Regions from separate parts of the Homo sapiens genome. Here region 2 is linked to region 1. Evidence: read pairs that join two places in POLR2A ChIA-PET (ENCODE). Cell type or tissue: A673. All regions are shown on one strand. Links, peaks and the distances in the headings refer to the core of each region. The heading gives the core; the rest is flanking DNA.

Region 1 (9,979 bases), core at 587-8,586:
AAAAAAAAAAAAAGTTTTATGGTTTTATTTATAGTTTTAGCTCTTACATTTAAATCTTTCATCATTTTGAATAATTTTTTATGGGTGTTTGTCCCAGACCATTAGTTGAAAAGACTGTCCTTTTCTCACTGAATTGTTCTGGTATCCTTGTCAAAAAATTGACTATAGATATAAGGGTTTTTTCTTGGCTCTCAATTTTATGCCATTGATCTATCTATATGTCCATATGCCATGGAATGTCTTTTTAAGAATTATTAATTTGTGGGATTTTTAAAAATATTGTCTTCATTTTCCTTGTCTGTTACATGTTATGAATATTTCCTCCAGTATGTCTTAACTTTTGTTTATGGCATCTTTTACTATACAGACGTTTTATGTTTTTATTAAGTCAAATTTATCCACCTCTTTTTTTTATGGTTTCTAGGTTAAAATCATGCTTTGCAATAGGGCATCCCAAGGCCAAAATTAGGGGAAAAAAATTCTCCCTTGAGGGGAAAATATTGAGAATTTTTTTTTTTTTTTTTTTGATGTGGAGCCTTGTCCTGTCATGCAGGCTGGAGTGCAGTGGTACTTCCGGCTCACTGCAACATCCGCCTCCCAGGTTCAAGCACTTCTCCTGCCTCAGCCTCCCGAGTAGTTGGGATTACATGCAACTGTCACCACACCCGGCTAATTTTTTATATTTTTAGTAGAGATAGGGTTTCATCATGTTGGCCAGGCTGGTCTTGAACTCCTGACCTCGTGATCTGCCCGGCTTGACCTCCCAAAGTGTTGGGATTACAGGAGTGAGCCACTGCACCTGGCCAAAAAAATTTTAATGTTAGCTCTTTAATTCATCTGCAAGTGATTTTTTTTTTTTTTTTTTGAGATGGCGTCTCACTCTGTTGCCCAGGCTGGAGTACAGTGGCGAGATCTAGGTTCACTGCAGCCTCCGCGTCCTGGGTTCAAGCGATTCTCCTGCCTCACCCTCCCGAGTAGCTGGGATTACAGGCATGCGCCACCACGCCTGGCTAATTTTTTTGTATTTTTAGTAGAAATGGCGTTCACCATGTTGGTCAGGCTGGTCTCGAACTCCTGAACTCAAATGATCCTCCTGCTTTGGCCTCCCAAAGTGTTGGGATTATAGGCATGAGCCACCATGCCCAGCCTGGAATTGATTTTAATGTATAGCATGAGGTTTGCTGTAGAATTTTATCTGTTTATGAAATGATCTATGTGAAGATAATTTTATTTCTTCATAGTTACAGTCACAAGAAAAATACTGTAAATGTGCAGCTTCTGCAAATACACATTTGTGAATGTGATATGTAGTCATGAAGTTTGGCTTTGAAAGTTTACATTATGCAAGTAACAGTATTTTTTCTGAGGATTGGCTGGCTGATAGTTTGTTTCACAATCTGAGCAGAATAAAATAATTTTTGGTCTCACAAATCAGTTTGACTAACTCAGGTTCTTACTCATTTTACTCATGTGAGAGAAACCAGATTCCATGTGGTGATTTTTTTTTTTTTTTTTTTTTTGAGATGGAGTACTGTTCTGTTTCCCAGGCTGGAGTGCAGTGGCGTGTTCTTGGCTCACTGCAACCTACACCTCCTGGGTTCAAGCAATTCTTCTGCCTCAGCCTCCTGAGTAGCTGGGACTACAGGTGTGTGCCACCATGCCTGGCTAATTTTTGTATTTTTAGTAGAGACGGGGTTTCACTATACTGGCCAGGCTGGTCTTGAACTCCTGACCTTGTGATCCGCCTGCCTTGGTCTCCCAAATTGCTGGGATTACAGGCATGAGCCACTGCGCTCAGCCCCATGTGGTGATTTTTTATGGCAGGAATAAATTTCTCAGTCGCTTATTGTATAAAATTGAATTTTATACAATTAATTATTATCTAATTAACTGCTTTTCTCCTAGGCGACCACCTTCAGTGACACTTCACTTGGGGGGACAGACTTTTTGTTTTGAGTTGCTATTGGGATAAATAAAAGATGCGATAGTTCATCTTTTATTTTGACAATAGAATGGCAAATGAAGGAATGCATTTACTTAGACTTTTACTTATACTGATAATTTTAACACTCAAGACTGATTAACTTTGTTTTACTCGGTTTCTTTTGTAATGGGTATACAGTAACTTTGAGGATGATTACACTGTTTTAAGAAAACCTGTTAAGAATGCTAAAAAGAATATTGTGGTGGAAAAATACAGGTTACAAGGTTTATGTTTCTATTTGCACTATATGTGTAATTAAATAGTTTGGTTCAAGTAAAGCAAATGATTTATACAAAGAGGGATAATTTTTTTCTTTTTTATCTCCTTAGGATAGCAGTGAGATTCACTTCAAAGTGAAAATGACAACACATCTCAAGAAACTCAAAGAATCATACTGTCAAAGACAGGTTCGTCCATTTTGGTATTAAGTACAATGCTTTGTCGTTAATTTTTTTTTTTTTATAGAAGATTGTCAGAAGAAAAATCCTGTTTTATTATTTTCACCATTAGCAACTCAAGGAAAACACTCTATCATTTCTTGTACCCTGCTTAACTGCTTTTTTTGTCTTGTGGCCCATTTTAAAGTTTGAATTCGTAAGATGGGAACTAGTTTGAAAAGTAACTCAGAATTGTAAAAGCGAGCTCAAATGAATGTTTCTGTCTTGATGGCTTACCAGTATATATAGCAAAAAAGGCAAGTAATTTTTTGGTGATTACTATGGATTGTTTTTGTACTTCTAATCATGAGTGTTTAGCCATATGTTAAATTTAAGTAGTAGTATTATTAGTATATTATCTCTCTTTTTTTTTTTTTTTGAGATGGAGTTTGCTCTTGCTGCCCAGGCTGGAGTGCAGTGGCACGATCTCTGCTCACTGCAACCTCCGCCTCCCAAGTTCAAGTGATTCTCCTGCCTCAGCCTCCCGAGTAGCTGGGATTACAGGCATGCACTACCACGCCCAGCTAATTTTGTATTTTTAGTAGAGATGGGGTTTCTCCATGTTGGTCAGGCTGGTCTCGAACTCCCGACCTCAGGTGATCTGCCCACCTCGGCCTCCCAAAGTGCTGGGATTACAGGCGTGAGCCACCAGGCCTGGCCTTATAAAATAGGTTTTGAAAATAAATGTAATTGGAATTAATATGAGACAACCAAGATATAGTTTAAGTGAAATTATGATTTAATAAGCAAGAAATATATGTTTAATCAGTCTTAAATTAAATTATAGGCTGGGTGCAGTGGCTCATGCCTGTAATCCCAGCACTTTGGGAGGCTGAGGCGGGCGGATCACCTGAGGGCAGGAGTTCAAGACCAGCCTGGCCAACATGGCAAAACCTTGTCTCTACTAAAAGTACAAAAATTAGCCAGGCATGGTGGCGCATGCCTGTAATTCCCAGCTAGTCGGGAGGCTGAGGCAGGAGAATCACTTGAATCTGGGAGGCAGAGGTTGCAGTGAGCTGAGATCATGCCACTGCACTTCAGCCTGGGTGACAGAGCAAGACTCCATCTCAAAAAAAAAAAAGAAAAAAGAAAAAAAAGAAAAAAAATTGAATTATATTACATAATATTAACTCAGGTATTGTAAATTTTATTTTCATTTATTTATTTATTTCTTTGAGATGGAGTCTTCACTCTGTCGCCCAGGCTGGAATGCAGTGGTGTGATCTCAGGTCACTGCAACCTGTGACTCCCTGGTTCAAGCGATTCTCCTGCCTCAGTCTCCCGAGTAGCTGGGATTACAGGCATGCACCACCACGCCCGGCTAATTTTTGTATTTTTAGTAGTGGCGGGGTTTCACTATGTTGGTCAGGCTGGTCTCGAACTCCTGACCTTGTGATCCGCCCGCCTTGGCCTCCCAAAGTGCTGGGATTACAGGCATAAGCCACCGTGCCCGGCCTGTAGATTTCATTTTTAGAAGGTTTGCTTTTAACAGTTTAAATTTGTAACTCACATTAAAAAAAACTTATTATAAGAAAGAGAAACTAGGTGTTAGGATAAGTAAAACAATAAGCATTTTTGTCTCTTCTGTTTTTGTAGATTTTAATTGTTTAACTTAATAAAATCACATTAATTGGGGTTCAACTACTTCACATTTGTAATAACTTTGGGTGTTAAAATTGAGATGAAATTCATCAGGGGAAAGAAACATTTATTGAAATCTCAATTATGTGTACTGTGCCATAGGTATTTAAGATACATTATTGGCCAGGCACAGTGGCTCACGCCTCTAATCCCAGCACTTTGGGAGGCTGAGGCAGGCGGATCATGAGGTCAGGAGTTCGAGACCAGCCTGACCAACATGGTGAAACCCCTGTCTCTACTAAAAATACAAAAATTAGCTAGGCATGGTGGTGCACGCCTGTAATCCCAGCTACTCGGGAGGCAGAGGCAGAAGAATCGTTTGAACCCAGGAGGCGGAGGTTGCAATGAGCCGAGATCACGCCATTGCACTCCAGCCTGGGTGGCAGAGTGGGACACTGTCTCAAAAAAAAAAAAAAAAAAAGATTCATCGTCATTTAATTTTCATAACTCTGAAGAAAATTCATATAGTCTCTACGCCCCCCATCTGTAGGCCAGGGAATTGATTTTTTTTTTTTTTTTTTTTTTGAGACAGAGTCTCACTCTGTCGCCTAGGCTGGAGTGCAGTGGTGCCGTCTTAGCTCACTGCAACCTCCACCTCCTGGACTCAAGTGATTCCCAATGCCTCAGTCTCCCGAGTAGCTGGGATTACAGGCACCTGCCACCAGGCCTGGCTAATTTTTGTATTTTTTTTTGTATTTGTATTTGTATTTTTTTTTTTAGACAGGGTGTTCCTCTGTTGCCCAGGTTGGAGTGCAGTGACACGACCTTGGCTCACTGCAACCTCCACCTCCCGGGTTCAAGTGATTCTCCTGTCTCAGCCTCCCGAGTAGCTGGGATTACAGGCGCGTGCCACCTCGCCAGGCTAATTTTTGTATTTTTGGTAGAGATGGGGTTTCACCATGTTGGCCAGGCTGGTCTTGAACTCCTGACCTCTAGTGACCCACCCGCCTCGGCCTCCCAAAGTGCTGGGGTTACAGGCTGAATCACTGCGCCTGCCCCGTAATTTTTGTATTTTTAGTAGAGATGGAGTTTCATTATGTTGGCCAGGCTGGTCTCAAACTCCTGACCTCAAGTGAGCCGTCTCTCCCCTTTCAGCTGTTTTTGTTGAAGAGTGATTAGAAAAATGTATACTAATATATTTTGTAATATTTATGGTGCTATCTGTGCCATCCAGGTTTATGGTAGATGAGCTAGCTAGCCATTTGCGCTTTACCAGATTTTATGATAATGTTGGCCAGGCTGGTCTCAAACTCCTGACCTCAAGTGAGCCGTCTCCCCTTTCAGCTATTTTTGTTGAAGAGTGATTAGAAAAATGTATACTAATATATTTTGTAATATTGCGCTATCTATGCCATCCAGGTTTATGGTAGATTAGCTAGCTAGCCATTTGTGCTTTACCAAATTTTATGATGTAATCTGTTTAAAACCAATTTCGCCAGTATAGTTGGAAGCTAGTGAGGGTGCACGTCCAGTTTCTGATCTGATCTTTTATTCTAGCTTACAGATTTAGGGCAAAGTGAATCGAGTAGTGGTCAAGAGCATAGGCTTAGAAACAGGTTTGGGCTTAAATTCTTGGCTAGCTCCAAGCCTTAGGTTCCCTAGCTGTAACATGAAGATAAGGTGGTAATACCTACCTTCCAGGGTTGTTGTGTTTAACACTTATGATTATGTATGTAAAGAATTGGTACAGGGAGGGCCTTGCAAATAGTTGCTACTCAGTACAGTATATAGTATTTATGATTGAATTAGCTTGTCTAATTTTATTTTCTATGTAGTGTTCTAAGGCTTTCATGCTTGCTTTTTGTGCATCAAAGTTACCATTATGTTTTCTAATATTTGTGTGTGTATGTATGCATTATTATTATCTTTACCTTTTTAGGGTGTTCCAATGAATTCACTCAGGTTTCTCTTTGAGGGTCAGAGAATTGCTGATAATCATACTCCAAAAGAAGTGAGTATACTTTTCTCCTGAGTCAAGAAAAAATTTAAATTCTCCTTTGAGCAGTTTGGTTCACTGGTGTTAAAACTGCCCTTTTCTTGAATATTCTCTGATTTAAATGGCATATCATTTGTTGGAGAGAAGAAATAATGTTTTGGGTTGAACTTCCCCTATAGTGCCTTTAAAAGTGCCAATAAAAAGGGTGGTAGAAACAAAATGAGTACTGAAATTGTCATAGGTCACATGCTACATCCTTTTTGAAGATAGACAAATGTTCCTCAAATTTGGTAAATTTCTGGTATACTTTCATGGTGATGGTAACATTAATGGCTGGATTTTCATTTTTGACCTATTTTGAGAATGTTAATACAGAAGCATAGTGTATATTAATATATTTGGCTCTGTCATCTTGTTTTACCCTATTTTTTTATGCTTCTCTGTCTTCATTTGATTTTTTTATTCTATGAGCAGTTTGCTTTGCTTTTATATTCCACCCATCTTCCCTCTATAGAGATATCTCAAAGTAGTGTGTGTGTGTGTGTATGTGTGTGTGTATCTATATACATAGATTCCCTTCATACACAGAGTAACATTACTGATATTTCTGATAGTGGGAACAATATAGGGTTATTAACTTTTTATTTTGAAAATATTTCAAACTTACTGAATTGTGAGAATAGTGTAATACTCTCCTGTATAACTATTCCTTAGATTCACCAATTAAAATTGCACAGCATGTGGGCCAGGCACGGTGGCTCATACTTGTAATCCTAGCACTTTGGGAGGCCAAAGTGGGTGGATTGCTTGAGTCCTGGAGTTCAAGACCAGCCTGGGCAACATGACGAAAACCCGTCTCTACTAAAAATAAAAAAATTTGGCCAGGTGCAGTGGCTTATGCCTGTAATCCCAGCACTTTGGGAGGCCGAGGTGGGCGGATCACGAGGTCAGGAGTTCGAGACCAGCCTGGCCAGTATGGTGAAACCCCGTCTCTACTAAAAATACAAAAATTAGCCGGGCGTGGTGGCATGTGCCTGTAGTCCCAGCTACTCGGGAGTCTGAGGCAGAAGAATCGCTTGAACCCGGGAGGCAGAGGTTGCAGTGAGCCGAGATTACGCCACTGCACTCCAGCCTGGGCAACAGAGCGAGACTCTGTCTCAAAAAAAAAGAAAAAAAGAATTAACTAGGCTTAGTGGTGCATGTTTGTAGTCCCAGCTACTTGGGGGGCTGAGGTGGAAGGATCACTTGAGCCCAGGAGGTCGAGGCTGCAGTGAGCCCTGGTCATGTCACTGTGCTCCAGCCTAGGTGACAGAGTGAGAACCTGTCTCAAAAATAAAGTAAATAAAATAAAATAACATTGTGCAGCATTTGATAGCTGGGATTGGTGGTGCACGCCTATAGTCCTAGCTGCTTGGGAGGCTGAAGCGGGAGGATCACTTGAGTGAGCCCAAAAGTTCGAGACGAGCCTGGATAACAGAGCGAGGAGTCCCCTGTCTCAAAAAAAAAAAAATATTATGTTTTTCTAGTATGACTACTAGAATGCAGTCATAGCTCACTGCAGCCACAAATGCCTGGGCTCTAGCAATCCTATCACTATCAGCCTCCTGAATAGCTGGGATTACAGGCATGTGCCACCATGCTCTGCTTTTAAATTTTTTGTAGAGATGGAGTCTCCCTATGTGCCCAGGCTTTGATCACTTAGTTTAAGTGTTGTCTCTTTTTTTTTTTTTTTTTTTTTACTTTGTAGTTAACTGTTTTTCCTGTTACAATTAAGTAATTTGAGGGGACACACTTTGAAACTATGCGAATATCCCCTTTCTCATCAAATATTCCCCTTAGGTTTAGTGTCCACCACCTTCTTGAACACTTCCTTACTTTCTGGCACAGTAAGAAGTTCCAAACTCATCTTTTACTTTCCTTTAACTTGGCATAATCTCTGGGACCATACAGTAGATATCTAATACATTTTACTGACACATGCCTTACACATTCCTTGTAATTAAGAGATTATTTTTTCAGAGGAATGTTGGTGCAGTGGGAGACAGTAGGTCTTTAGGGAGTGACCCTCCTGTGCTGTTGTTCACTTGTCTCTGTTAATGTACTTCTTGAAGTTTGTAGCTTTATATTCTTTATAGCTCAAGGACTCATGCTGTCTTCCTGTTTTGAAGGTTTCTAATAACACTTGGAATTTTATTCCTTGCAGTATTTACCATGCTATATGGGCAATTAAAATTGTTTTAAAAGCATCTTTTTTTTTTTTTTTTTGAGATGGAGTTTTGCTCTTGTTGCCCAGGCTGGAGTGCAATGGCACAATCTTGGCTCACCGCAACCTCTGCCTCCCGGGTTCAAGCGATTCTCCTGCCTCAGCCTCCTGAGTAGCTGGGATTACAGGCATGCACCACCACGCCTGGCTAATTTTGTATTTTTAGTAGAGACGGGGTTTCACCATGTTGGTCAGGCTGGTCTCGAACTCCCGACCTCAGGTGATCTGCCGCCCCCCCAGCCTCCTAAAGTGCTGAGATTACAGGTGTGACCCACTGCACCTGGCCTAAAAGCATGTTTAATAATTATTTAAATATTCAAATATGTTCCACAACCAAGATAGCTTAACACTACTAGAGCCATTCTGATCACTTTAAAATCCTAAATTCACATGTGTTATGTTTAGATTTCTTAACATACTTTATTTTCATATTTAAAATTCTGCACAAAAATGTTACCTATAAAATTTAAAACTTTTTGGTCAGGCACAGTGGCCCACGCCTGCAATCCTAGCACTTTGGGAGGCTGAGGCGGGCTGGATCACTGCAGGTCAGGAGTTGAGACCAGCCTGGGCAACATGGCGAAACCTCATCTCTACTAAAAATAGAAAAAGTAGCCAGGTATGGTAGCGCACGCTTGTAGTGCTAGCTACTTGGGAGGCTGAGCTGGGAGGATTGGTTGAGCCCAGGATGCTGAGGTTGCAGTGAGCTGAGGTTGAGCCCAGGAGGCTGAGGTTGCAGTGAGCTGAGATTGTGCCACTGTACTCCAGCCTGGGCAATATAATGAGACCCTGTCTCAAAAAACAAAAACAAACAAACACCAAATTAGATATATCCTATTAAACTATCACTTAAACTATTAAATACATGTTTCATTAGATTTAAAAGTTCTTTAACATGGCTGTCAAAAACACTTCAGTTTTATATAGCGAATAAACTGGGAAGTGAAATTGACTCAGGAAAGTAAGATGCATAACTAAATAGACAGAATCAGAAGGAAAGACACCTCTATATTCTTTAGATTAAAGAACACAGGATTCTTAATATTAGAGGAGTGTAAGTATGGGTCACATTTGGATCTCTTTGCACTTTTAAATTAGTGGCCACGTAATTGTAGTCAATTTAAAAACTGCTTTTATAGTCTAACATTTTTCTTTCCTCTTACAGCTGGGAATGGAGGAAGAAGATGTGATTGAAGTTTATCAGGAACAAACGGGGGGTCATTCAACAGTTTAGATATTCTTTTTATTTTTTTTCTTTTCCCTCAATCCTTTTTTATTTTTAAAAATAGTTCTTTTGTAATGTGGTGTTCAAAACGGAATTGAAAACTGGCACCCCATCTCTTTGAAACATCTGGTAATTTGAATTCTAGTGCTCATTATTCATTATTGTTTGTTTTCATTGTGCTGATTTTTGGTGATCAAGCCTCAGTCCCCTTCATATTACCCTCTCCTTTTTAAAAATTACGTGTGCACAGAGAGGTCACCTTTTTCAGGACATTGCATTTTCAGGCTTGTGGTGATAAATAAGATCGACCAATGCAAGTGTTCATAATGACTTTCCAATTGGCCCTGATGTTCTAGCATGTGATTACTTCACTCCTGGACTGTGACTTTCAGTGGGAGATGGAAGTTTTTCAGAGAACTGAACTGTGGAAAAATGACCTTTCCTTAACTTGAAGCTACTTTTAAAATTTGAGGGTCTGGACCAAAAGAAGAGG
Region 2 (9,979 bases), core at 1,045-9,044, 62 kb after region 1:
TGTCGGGCACTGTGTTCGATGCTGGGGTGGGAGGGAGTATTGCAAAGATGGACAAATGCCACCCTCACTATAGAAACCCTCAGAACCCTTAACTTGAAATGAAGCTGAGCTTGTGAGATCAATGAACTCTTAGAGAACAGAAAGCAAGGCCAGATATCCAGAAAGGAATTTGCAGTTGACGTCTAAATAGTTAACTCAAGAATCAGTCTTCTCTATAGTAGTAATATCAACTCTACCAAGTGACAGTGGTAAAACAGTAACAATTATTTTAGCTACTGTCAAGATAAAATGAATTATATTTGACTGTTTTATGAGGTGGTTTAAAGTTACTCTTTCTCCTCTCTGTTCCCTGTCCCCCACCACCCAAACCAGACACCCGACTGATTTGTCCCCGATGGCTGGCTGTGATTACTGTCCTAATTTGTTCTTTCTTCATCTGCTACAAACTGCCTATTTTCTGTCCCTTCTGATAATGCAGGAGCTCTGAGGGACTTCTGAAGCTGTTTTTGTACCATGCAGAAGTGTATTAACTGGAATTCCTGTGTTTGTGTCTATAAAACCCCTCGTCTTCTCAGTGTGAGATCACCTTCAGGAACGGCGTCATGTCGATGTGCAGCTTGCGCGTGTAAAATTCTTTTCTGTTTGAACATATCAGCGCTTTATTTATACAACTTTGAGGCTCTCCTGTCTTCTGAGCTGCTGCCTCCAAGGACTGCTGGGCTCCCTGTGAAGAGAAGCAGAAAGCCCGAACTTTCATATGAATGATATACAGTGCAACAAGAGCTAGTCCAAATCCCCAAATATTTACAGAAGGCAATTTTAAAAATCATTGAAACAATAATACGCAGCAACTATTGTTACTGTTGAAGACACAGAGGACCCTATAGAGAGAAAATAGCCCAAGACTGTTTATTAATTAATGCCTACGGAAGTGGAAAAAGGGACCTTCCTAGGTCCCAGGGCTTTAATTATTTAACCCTCACAACAACCCTGTAAGGCAGGTACTGTTACTCCCATTATACAGACAGGAAACCAGGAGGCTCTGGGAGGTTAAGCAACTTGCCCAAAGCCATTAGCTGCTATATGGCAGAGCTAAAATTACCATCTGTTGAAGGCTCCTTTTTAATGAGATATTTTTGATACTTATATAGTGGCTGAATGGTTATCAAATCTGCTTTGCAGCAAATATGGTTATAGCAAGATTCCAGTTTATTTCCAAGATGACAAAAATGAATTTGATATGTTAGGAAGACTGATTTGAACAAATGTAGCAGAGACAGAAAGAAGAATGAGCTAACAGAGGAGTCTGGGAGGCCCCGGGGGCTCTCCGAGCTTCTGGGCTGTACAAAGGGTGTCACATTTCAGGACACCACAGAATTGGATCTGAAGTTGCCCTCCAGCCCATGCCCCACATTGCAACCTGGCTGCTCCTTCGAAGATGCATACTGGACCATATCACTTCTCTGCTTGATACCTTCAAAGGCCATTGTCCTCAAGAGGAAGGCCAACTGGCTTACAAGGTTTATAAGCCCTTCCTGCCTGGCCCTGGATGATCTCTCCTGCTTCATTTAGTCACACAACAAATATTTATTGGGTGTCTTTTCTATGCCAGGCAGAGCAGATAGGGCAGTGCCCAAAGGGATGAAAGTCTCCACCCTCATGAAGAGTGCACATCCATTCCACTGAAAGGGAAGACAGAATCAATAAGGAAGTGGAACATAAGTACATCTGAAGGTGGTTTGTGACAGGGAGAAAAATAAAACACAAAGTGGGCTGAGGGAATAGCTGGGGATGGAAGTGGAGGCTGCAATTTTAAGCAGAGAGTCAAGGAAGGTCCCATGAAAAAGCAATGACTGAGCAAAGCTCTGAAGATGGTGAGGGAAGGTTCTAAGGTCTATCTGCATGAAGTGTTTACTTGGCTATGGGAATAGCAGGTGCAGAGGGCCACATGGGCACCAGCCCTTGAGCTCCTGGAGCAAGACCTTTGTAAGTGTCCTTCCCTCTCCCCTTCTTCTGACTCTTCTTCATCTTTCAAGTATGGCTTCCCTGTGCCCCTGTGACCACCCAGAGCATGAGCACCTCCCCACCATTGACCACAATGATTGCTGAGGCTTGTGCAGCCATCTCTCCTCCTCCTCTAGACTGGAAGCCCCCTGAAGGCAGGAACCATGGCTGTTCCGTTCCCATTGTCCCAGCAGTTTCTGGCACAGGGTCTGGAAATGAACACACACTTGATACATATTGGCTGAACAAAAGAGTAACTAACAGGTTATGGCCCACCTCAATTCAAAGGAGGAGGGAGCAGTGAAGATACCTTTACAGGAAGTATGTGTTGACTTCCAGAAGACAGTCCTCTAGGTAGCACTGGTTCCTCATTTCCAAAGATAAAATTTATTATTTTTGGGACAAATTTGCTGGGGTCACATACATTAATATGTCATGAGATCACCCTGAGTGTGGATTTGATAATTTCCATATTTTCTAGGAGACTCTCAGAAGGCCATCTCCCTGGGCAGTCATAAACTCTCCCTCCCATAACATTTATATTACTTTTAAACATTAATGATGAATTAACAATTGGTGAGTCCCCACAAACAGTCATCATTCCAATGAACACCCACACCCTTTTCTTTTGCTTTGAAATGTGGCTAGAGATAAAGATTTTTCTGGATAAACACACATCCAATTTTTTTATCATCTCAGCCACATATCTGATTAGCTTTTCAGGGTGAGACAGTCCCTCTCCATTTCTCGATAAAATGAAAGCATTTGGTCCAAGCTAGACTCAGACAAGGCATTTCAAGCTTTCTAGCCTCCACAATCATGCATGAATCACTGGATAGAATAATAGAAATCAGATGATAATGATTTGAGGGAAATTTCTCCATTATCCCCAAGAGAAGATTTTGTGTTAGATGGGAGAACAAAAGGCATAGTCAAGACGAGTTCCAACGCCTGAAATTACTTTAACTCCTTATTTGGGGCTCAGATTGAAGAGTGGGGGAGTTGAGAGGCTTTGAGAAAAGTCTCCCCAAAGCACTTGACCTATAAATCTTTCGATAAAACAATTCTCCTGACCATATGGCTCATCTCCCTAATGTTCAGAGGCCATCAATTCTAACTTGATGGAATGTTTTGAGTGAAGGCTCTATACCCACTGGAATGTGAAGTACTGTTTTTGCTCATTACGTTCAAGTGTTCTAATGAATGAATGATAGTGAAAGGGGATTTGGGATATGGGAGGAAAAAAAAGATTAAACATATAAAGAAGAGGTAGTGATGGGAGAAGAAAAAGTCAGAAAATTGAAAGCAGGAAAGAAAGTCGCATGCTAGGTCCGGTGCAGTGGCTCATATCCGTAATCTCATCACTTTGGAAGGCTGAGGCAGGAGGATTGCCTGAGTTCAGGAGTTTGAGGCCAACCTGGGCAACACAGTGAGATCCTGTCTTTACAAAAAAATTTAAAGAAAATTAGCTGGGTGTGGTGGTGTGTGCCTGTAGTCCCAGCTACTCAGAAAGCTGAGGTGGTAAGATCCTTGAGCCCAAGAGTTTGAGGCTGCAGTGAGCTATGATCATGCCACTGCACTCCAGCCTGGGCAACAGAGTAAGGCCCTGTCTCTAAAATAAATAAATATAAAAGTAATAACAAATACAAAAATAAAAATGAAAGTCACGTGCTTGGTTGGTTTTTCATTTATCCATTAAACTGATATTTATTAAGTGCCTACTATGTGTCAGACAAACAAACACACACATAAGCAAGATGATGCTTTTAGGTGGTGACTAGTCTGTGAAGACAACACAATGGTGCTAGGAGGGAGGGTAATGGGAAGGGGGTGGCCGCTTGGCTTAAATGGTCAGAGGAGGCTGCTCTGAGGAGAGAGCTGGATGACAAGCTGGAGCCAGCCCTGGATGAATCTATCTTTAGCAATCAGGGTAGCTGGTATCTCTGTGGTCTGATTATTTATTTATTGAATTATTTTATTATTATTATTATTTTTTGAGACAGAGTCTTGCTCTGTTGCCCAGGCTGGAGTGCAGTGGCGCAATCTTGGCTCACTGCAACCTCTGCCTCCCTGATTCAAGCAATTCTCCTCCTTTAGTCTACCGAGTAGTTGGGACTACAGGTGTGTGCCACCATGCCCGGCTAATTTTTGTATTTTTAGTAGAGATGGGGTTTTGCTATGTTGGCCAGGCTGGTCTCGAACTCCTGACCTCAGGTGGTCCACCCGCCTTGGCCTCTCAAAGTGCTGAGATTACAGGAGTGAGCCACCGTGCCTGGCCCTGTGGTCTGATTATTTAGAGGTAAGCAGGGGATCTTTTAAAAGGAAATTGGAATTCCTGATTTCTAGGCCTGTCTGCCCCAGTCTTCTGGGCTCCATCCTTGACCCCATGAGGCACCCCTCTGTTTTCTGAGTGGCAGAGCAATCAAAACTGACACTTGCAGCTCTTGGGTATGTTGAGAGCAAAGACAGAAGAATAAATAGTGATCAGGAGTCAAGGTCTCTAAAGGTACAGGAGAGAGAAGAAAACACAAGGTTAAATGGAAGGGAAGGAAAATGGGGGAACTGAAGAAAGCAGAGATGCCTGAAGGTTTTTTGTTTCTTTTATGTGAATACTTTGGTGGAGATGATTTAAAAACTAATGGAATGGACAGGTGCGGTGGCTTATGCCTGTAATCCCAGGACTGCGGGAGGCTGAGGTGGCTGGATCACTTGAGGCCAGCAGTTCAAGACCAGCCTGGCCAACACAGCAAAACCCATTTCTACTAAAAATACAAAAATCAACCAGGCATGGTGGTGCAAGCCTGTGGTCCCAGCTACTTGGGAGGCTGAGGCATGAGAATTGCCTGAACCCAGGAGGTGAGCGTTATAGTGAGCGGAGATCGCGCCACTGCACTCCAGCCTCGGCGACAGAGCGAGACTCTGTCTCAAAAAAAAACACAAAAAACAAAAAACAAAAAAACAAACAAAAAAACCCCACACCAAACAAACAAACCAAAAAAACTGATGGAATGGTGAAATGTTTAGCAGAAAAACAGAACCCATCCCTTCACCTATATTGTACTGCAAATACTTTAATATTTTTATGTTCTGCTAAAAACACCTGGAAGCCTTTCTCTTTAGTAAATGAAACAATAAAGATTAACGAGTTAATTTGGTAAAGCTGATTTGAATTGCACAGAAGGCATTGCGTAAATACTTGGCATTTAAAAAGTTATCTGACATTTAAAAGGAGATGACTGTTAATGAATTCAAGAGCTAATCTTATACTCTGACAGAGTGAGCCATGGAAAATCCAGGATTATTATCTTGCTGTAAACACAATGTGATTCAGTTGAGCTATCACACAGAAAAAAGGGAGAGCTATTGGTTCCGTACAAATATCTAGACTTACACACATATATAATATAGCAAAACTTAAAGAGAACATCCATTAAAATTACAGACGCATCTTACTGTTTCCTTTCTTACTCTTGGATTATAATATCTGAGCTACAGACCCAGGGAGAAATCCTTCTCCCCAGTAATTTTTCCTCCTCCTTTCAACTGTTATATTTTAAATGGTCACTACCATGGGTTGGCTCTCCAAACAGACTTTGGGAAGTCTAACCTTAAGAAGGAGATGAAATTCTAAACCCAAGTGGCTGTGTCTCCACCCTGGGTCCCACAGAGCCACCAGAGATAAGGATCTGTCCTGTAGGTGTCCCTCCGGCCCTCCTCATTACTTCTCCCACTCCTTTCTAATTGGGGTTCCCCATCTTTGTAGCTGCGGTTTAATGGCTCCAAGAAGAGCGATTGTCTCTCATTAAGGAGGCTGCAACACTCTCACTGTCTAACTCCCTCCCACGCAGCTCACAACTTCATTCTGCCGGAGAACAGGCTGCCAAGAGGCTCCGGGAACCTGCGGGCAAGCTGAGCTGGAGGAAGAAAACAGAAAGGAGGAGGGCCTTTGTAACCAAGATCTGAAATGTGCTGGGGCACACACCCCGCCATTATCTTAACGTTTGAAGAGCGGGTCGGGGGAGCCTTTGCTGAAACCCTTAGGTGGTCTCTCAAGTTGCCACATCAAACCTCTGTGCACAAAGGGCATTTGTCGCCTCCTGTGAGTAAACAAAAGGAAGAGTCAGTCCCTCCTCTGACCCCCAGGCTCCCCTCGTTGGCTGATAGTCTGTCCTTTGACTCCCCTTGGTTGGCTCTGAGTCCCAGGGGCACACAGAGATCTGAGAGATTTAGTCACTGGGGGTAGGGGAGAAGGAGGGCTGGGATTCTGAGCTTCCCTGTCCTCCCGCCCCCTGCTAGGGTAGGGGAACTAAATCCTGGAAGGGGCCCTTCCTGCAGGAGCAAAGGGCCTGGCAACTTTCCCCGTGTTTGGCCTTCCCGGGCCCTGTTGTTCCTTGCCCATGGCAGCCTGCGGACCTAAAAGCGGGCAGTGGGAATGGGGCCAGACGTGGGGCTGAGCGTACCTGGGACTCCGTGGGCTCCCTGAGATGGGACTGCCTAGGAAGGGGATCCGAATGGGCCGGGCGTTGTATACATTGTCAACCTCAGGCTGACTTGGAGGGCACTCTGTCTGTGGCAAGGCCGACCACCCTGGCCACCCCCAAAGTCCTCACTTTGAGGTTCTGTCTCTGTCTAGGTTTCCCTGGCTGGAAGGGAGGAGGCCTCCAGTGTGCAGGAGGTCAGATGGACGCCTGGGATCTCAGCTCAGCAACCCAGCCTGGCCGCATAGCCTCTTTCTGAGGAGCAGCAGAACCCCCGAGCCACAGCGGGCTTCCACCCACACAAATGTGCCCAGCAGTCTAGCACCTGTCACCTGGGGTCATCCTGCTCTTCTTGGCCACGTGAGGTCTGGGCCCACTTTTTACATTCTGCAGGGAATTTGGTGCTGGTGAAATGGGCTGAGTGGGCCGTTTTGCGAGGGCTCCACAAGTAGGCACGGTGGAGACAGTTAGTTTGGTAGCCAAACAAGAGCTTTCTTGTTCTCCGCCTGTCAGGAATTTTGGTCTTCATCTATTTTTTAATGTCCTCAACTTTATAGAAGGAGATTTGACATCCTCCTGAGTGTTTAGCAAATTAGCCGAACAGCTAGCAAACATGAGCCTCGGAAGAGAAACATGGCAACCTCCAATCTTTGCTCCTGTGAGGGGCTCATTTCGTGACTTTGGCTAAGTCATTCTGTGCCTCAGCTTCCCTACCTAGAAAATGGGGCTAAGCTCATTGTTCTCTTCCAGGAAATTCTGAATGAAACTCTGGACACTTTCATTCCAGAGCTTCTACTATAAGTAAATCTTAGCTGTGAGTTCTAATTGCTATTGTCTTCAACATTATTACGTGCTTTGTTGATACAACAGAATCACTGTTTATCTGGCTCAGCAGGAGCTGGAGGAGAAAAATTTCAAGCCAAAACAGTGATCTCTTCTGCCCCAAGGGAGGTAGAAGCCAGCTTTTTCTGTGAGGGGGTGGCTAGCTGTATTCAGGCCGGAACTGTGCCTGTGTTTGAGAGATGACACATTCTATTTTAGACTGGGAGATGGGACGTCGAGGGGTGAAAGGTGGGAAATCTGAACAACTCCCCAGCTCCTTCTAACTCACAACTTGAACTCAAAACTGTGTGACTTCCTTGTTTTGTTGGGTCTGGTGGGACTTTTGCAATCTGACAACCGACAGACAGGGAATCTCAACTTGCAAACTGATTCCACTGTGAAAAGGTCATTTTTAAATCAGTCGATTTTTACTAGGAAAAAAAAATGGTGTTTTGATTCCCAGACTCGCCCATAAAAGTTTAACCCAAATTCAGCCGGACTATGGAGTTGAAGTAGTCCTGGTCATGCGTGACAGCAGAAGGCTGGAAGAAGAGAAAGAAAAATGTCCTTTCTTTTACTTTCCTGGCCCTCCACACTTTCCTGACCCCTTCCCCTCCACTGGGCTCTTCTGTCCTCCGACCTCTACATTTTCCTCTGCAGCCCTGTGCTGTGGGCCGTGGTGCCCTGCTGACACAGTGCTCCTGGCCCCCAAATTCCCTGCCTCCCCTCTGCCCCTAGACCTTCAGCTGTGCGCCCTTAGGTATATGGCGAAAGCAATTAAGAAACTTTCACAAAGAGGTATGAGGAACCCAAAATAATCTCTAATGGTTAGAATTTTAAACAGTGAAACACAGTGAACACTCCAGAAGGCATGGAGGATATTTGGGAGGCAGAGAGAGGGATGCTTGAATTGGGGGTTGGGGATGGGAAAGGGAGGAACAATTGGTAGATTGACTCATTGTCCTCCTTTAAATTATTCCTGCTTTTCAAGCTTCTCCTTTTCCATGTCTAAACCTTTAGATTGTATACAAGCTCCAAGTTCTGTTTTATAATGGCTTTCAAGGAAAGGGACAGGGGAGTACAACAGTAATGATTATAACGTATTGGGGGCTGCCTACTGCCAAGCATTGTGTGAATCCCTTTCAATATGTTTCATCTCATCCTCATCATGACCCCATGAGGGAAATATTATTACCCTATGAGGAAACTGTGCCTCAGAGAGGTTAAATAGCCTGCCTAAAGCCACATAGCCTATAAGGAAGAAGTTGGGATTTATTTTATTTTATTCATTTTTGAGACAGAGTCTTGCTCTGTCACTCAGACTGGAGTGCGGTCGTATGACCATGGCTCACTGCAGCCTTGACCTCCCAGGCTCAAGCAATCCTCCTGCCTCAGCCTCCTGAGTAGCTGGGACTACAGATATGCACCAACACACCTGGCTTTTTTTTTTTTTTTTTTTTTGAGATGGAGTCTTGCTCTGTCACCCAGGCTGGAGTGCAGTGGCGCAATCTCAGCTTACTGCAACCTCCACCTCCCGGGTTCAAGAGATTCTTCTGCCTCAGGCTCCCGAGTATCTGGGACTACAGGTGAGTACTACCACACCTGGCTAATTTTTTGTATTTTTAGTAGAGACAGGGTTTCACTTTGTTAGCCAGGATGGTCTCCATCTCCTGACCTCGTAATCCACCCACCTCAGCCTCCCAAAGTTCTGGGATTACAGGCGTGAGCCACTGCACCCGGCTGCTACTTTTTTATAGAGATGGGGTCTCACTTTGTTGCCCAGGCTGGTCTCAAACTCCTGAGCTCAAGTAATCCTCCAGCCTTGGTCTCCCAAAGTGCTGGGATTATGGATGTGAGCCACCACTCCTGGCCTAGAAGTTGGGATTTAAATGCAGCTTTATTGGATTTCCAAATGACTAGGCCTCTTTAAAGTGCGGTTCATGTGTGAAAGGGGCCCTATTAGTCCTGACATCTATTTCCTTATCTGTAAACAGGGATAATAACTGTACCAACTACATGGGGATGTTGTAAGGATGAGATAATCCTAAACCCTGTGCATAGTAAAACTCAAAAACATTGGCTGTTTTTACCATTTAAAAAGACCCTCTTGGCCAGGCGGGTGGCTCAAGCCTGTAATCCCAGCACTTTGGGAGGCCAAGGTGGGTGGATCACCTGAGGTCAGGAGTTCAAGACCAGCCTGGTCAACATGGCGAAACCCCGACTCTACTAAAACTACAAAAATTAGCCGGGTGTGGTGACGGGCGCCTGTAATCCCAGCTACTTGGGAGGCTGAGGCAGGAGAATCGCTTGAATCCTGGAGGCAGAGGTTGCAGTGGGCCGAGACTGTACCACTGCACTCCAGCCTGGGCAACAGAGTGAGACTCCATCTCAAAAAAAAAAAAAAAAAAAAAAAAGACCCTCTCAAGAGAATGGGGAGATAATTGTTAAAGCTTGTGATAGGTATGTGGAGGTTCATCATACTATCCTTTTACATATCTTTGAAATTTTTCATAATACAAAGAAAAAAGGAAAAAAATTAACTACGCAGATATTATGTGTCACTAGCAGCCAAGACATCGATTAATACAGACTTATTGGAATAAATGATAGTTGCAGTGAAAACTCAGCAAATAAAAGCCTTCCTTTTGTAATTAAAAACAAACCCCTCTCAGGAA

The links. Peaks named below come from ENCODE experiments on the same cell type or tissue, not always from the same donor. Only the 100,000 strongest peaks of a DNase experiment are listed, where the experiment ranks them.
Region 2: POLR2A ChIA-PET joins it to region 1 with 8 read pairs; 2 of 35 experiments call an interaction of 5 or more read pairs at or near these places.

What each region holds. Positions count from the first base shown.
Region 1 is chr2:202,206,769-202,216,747 of GRCh38, reverse strand. SUMO1 (small ubiquitin like modifier 1) reads left to right here. Exons shown (of 5, transcript NM_003352.8): 3 at 2,314-2,391; 4 at 5,942-6,013; 5 at 9,427-9,979. The coding sequence ends at 9,495. Among named protein-coding and RNA genes, the nearest start is that of SUMO1, 27 kb to the left of the region's middle. In A673, for the core only: a CTCF peak has its summit at 4,554; a DNase peak (open chromatin) is centred at 8,037.
Region 2 is chr2:202,145,418-202,155,396 of GRCh38, reverse strand. KIAA2012 reads right to left here. Exons shown (of 24, transcript NM_001277372.4): 14 at 587-724. Among named protein-coding and RNA genes, the nearest start is that of KIAA2012-AS1, 33 kb to the right of the region's middle. RefSeq lists an enhancer at 5,441-6,294. In A673, for the core only: a CTCF peak has its summit at 5,705; a DNase peak (open chromatin) is centred at 5,856; H3K4me3 peaks cover 694 bases; H3K27ac peaks cover 992 bases.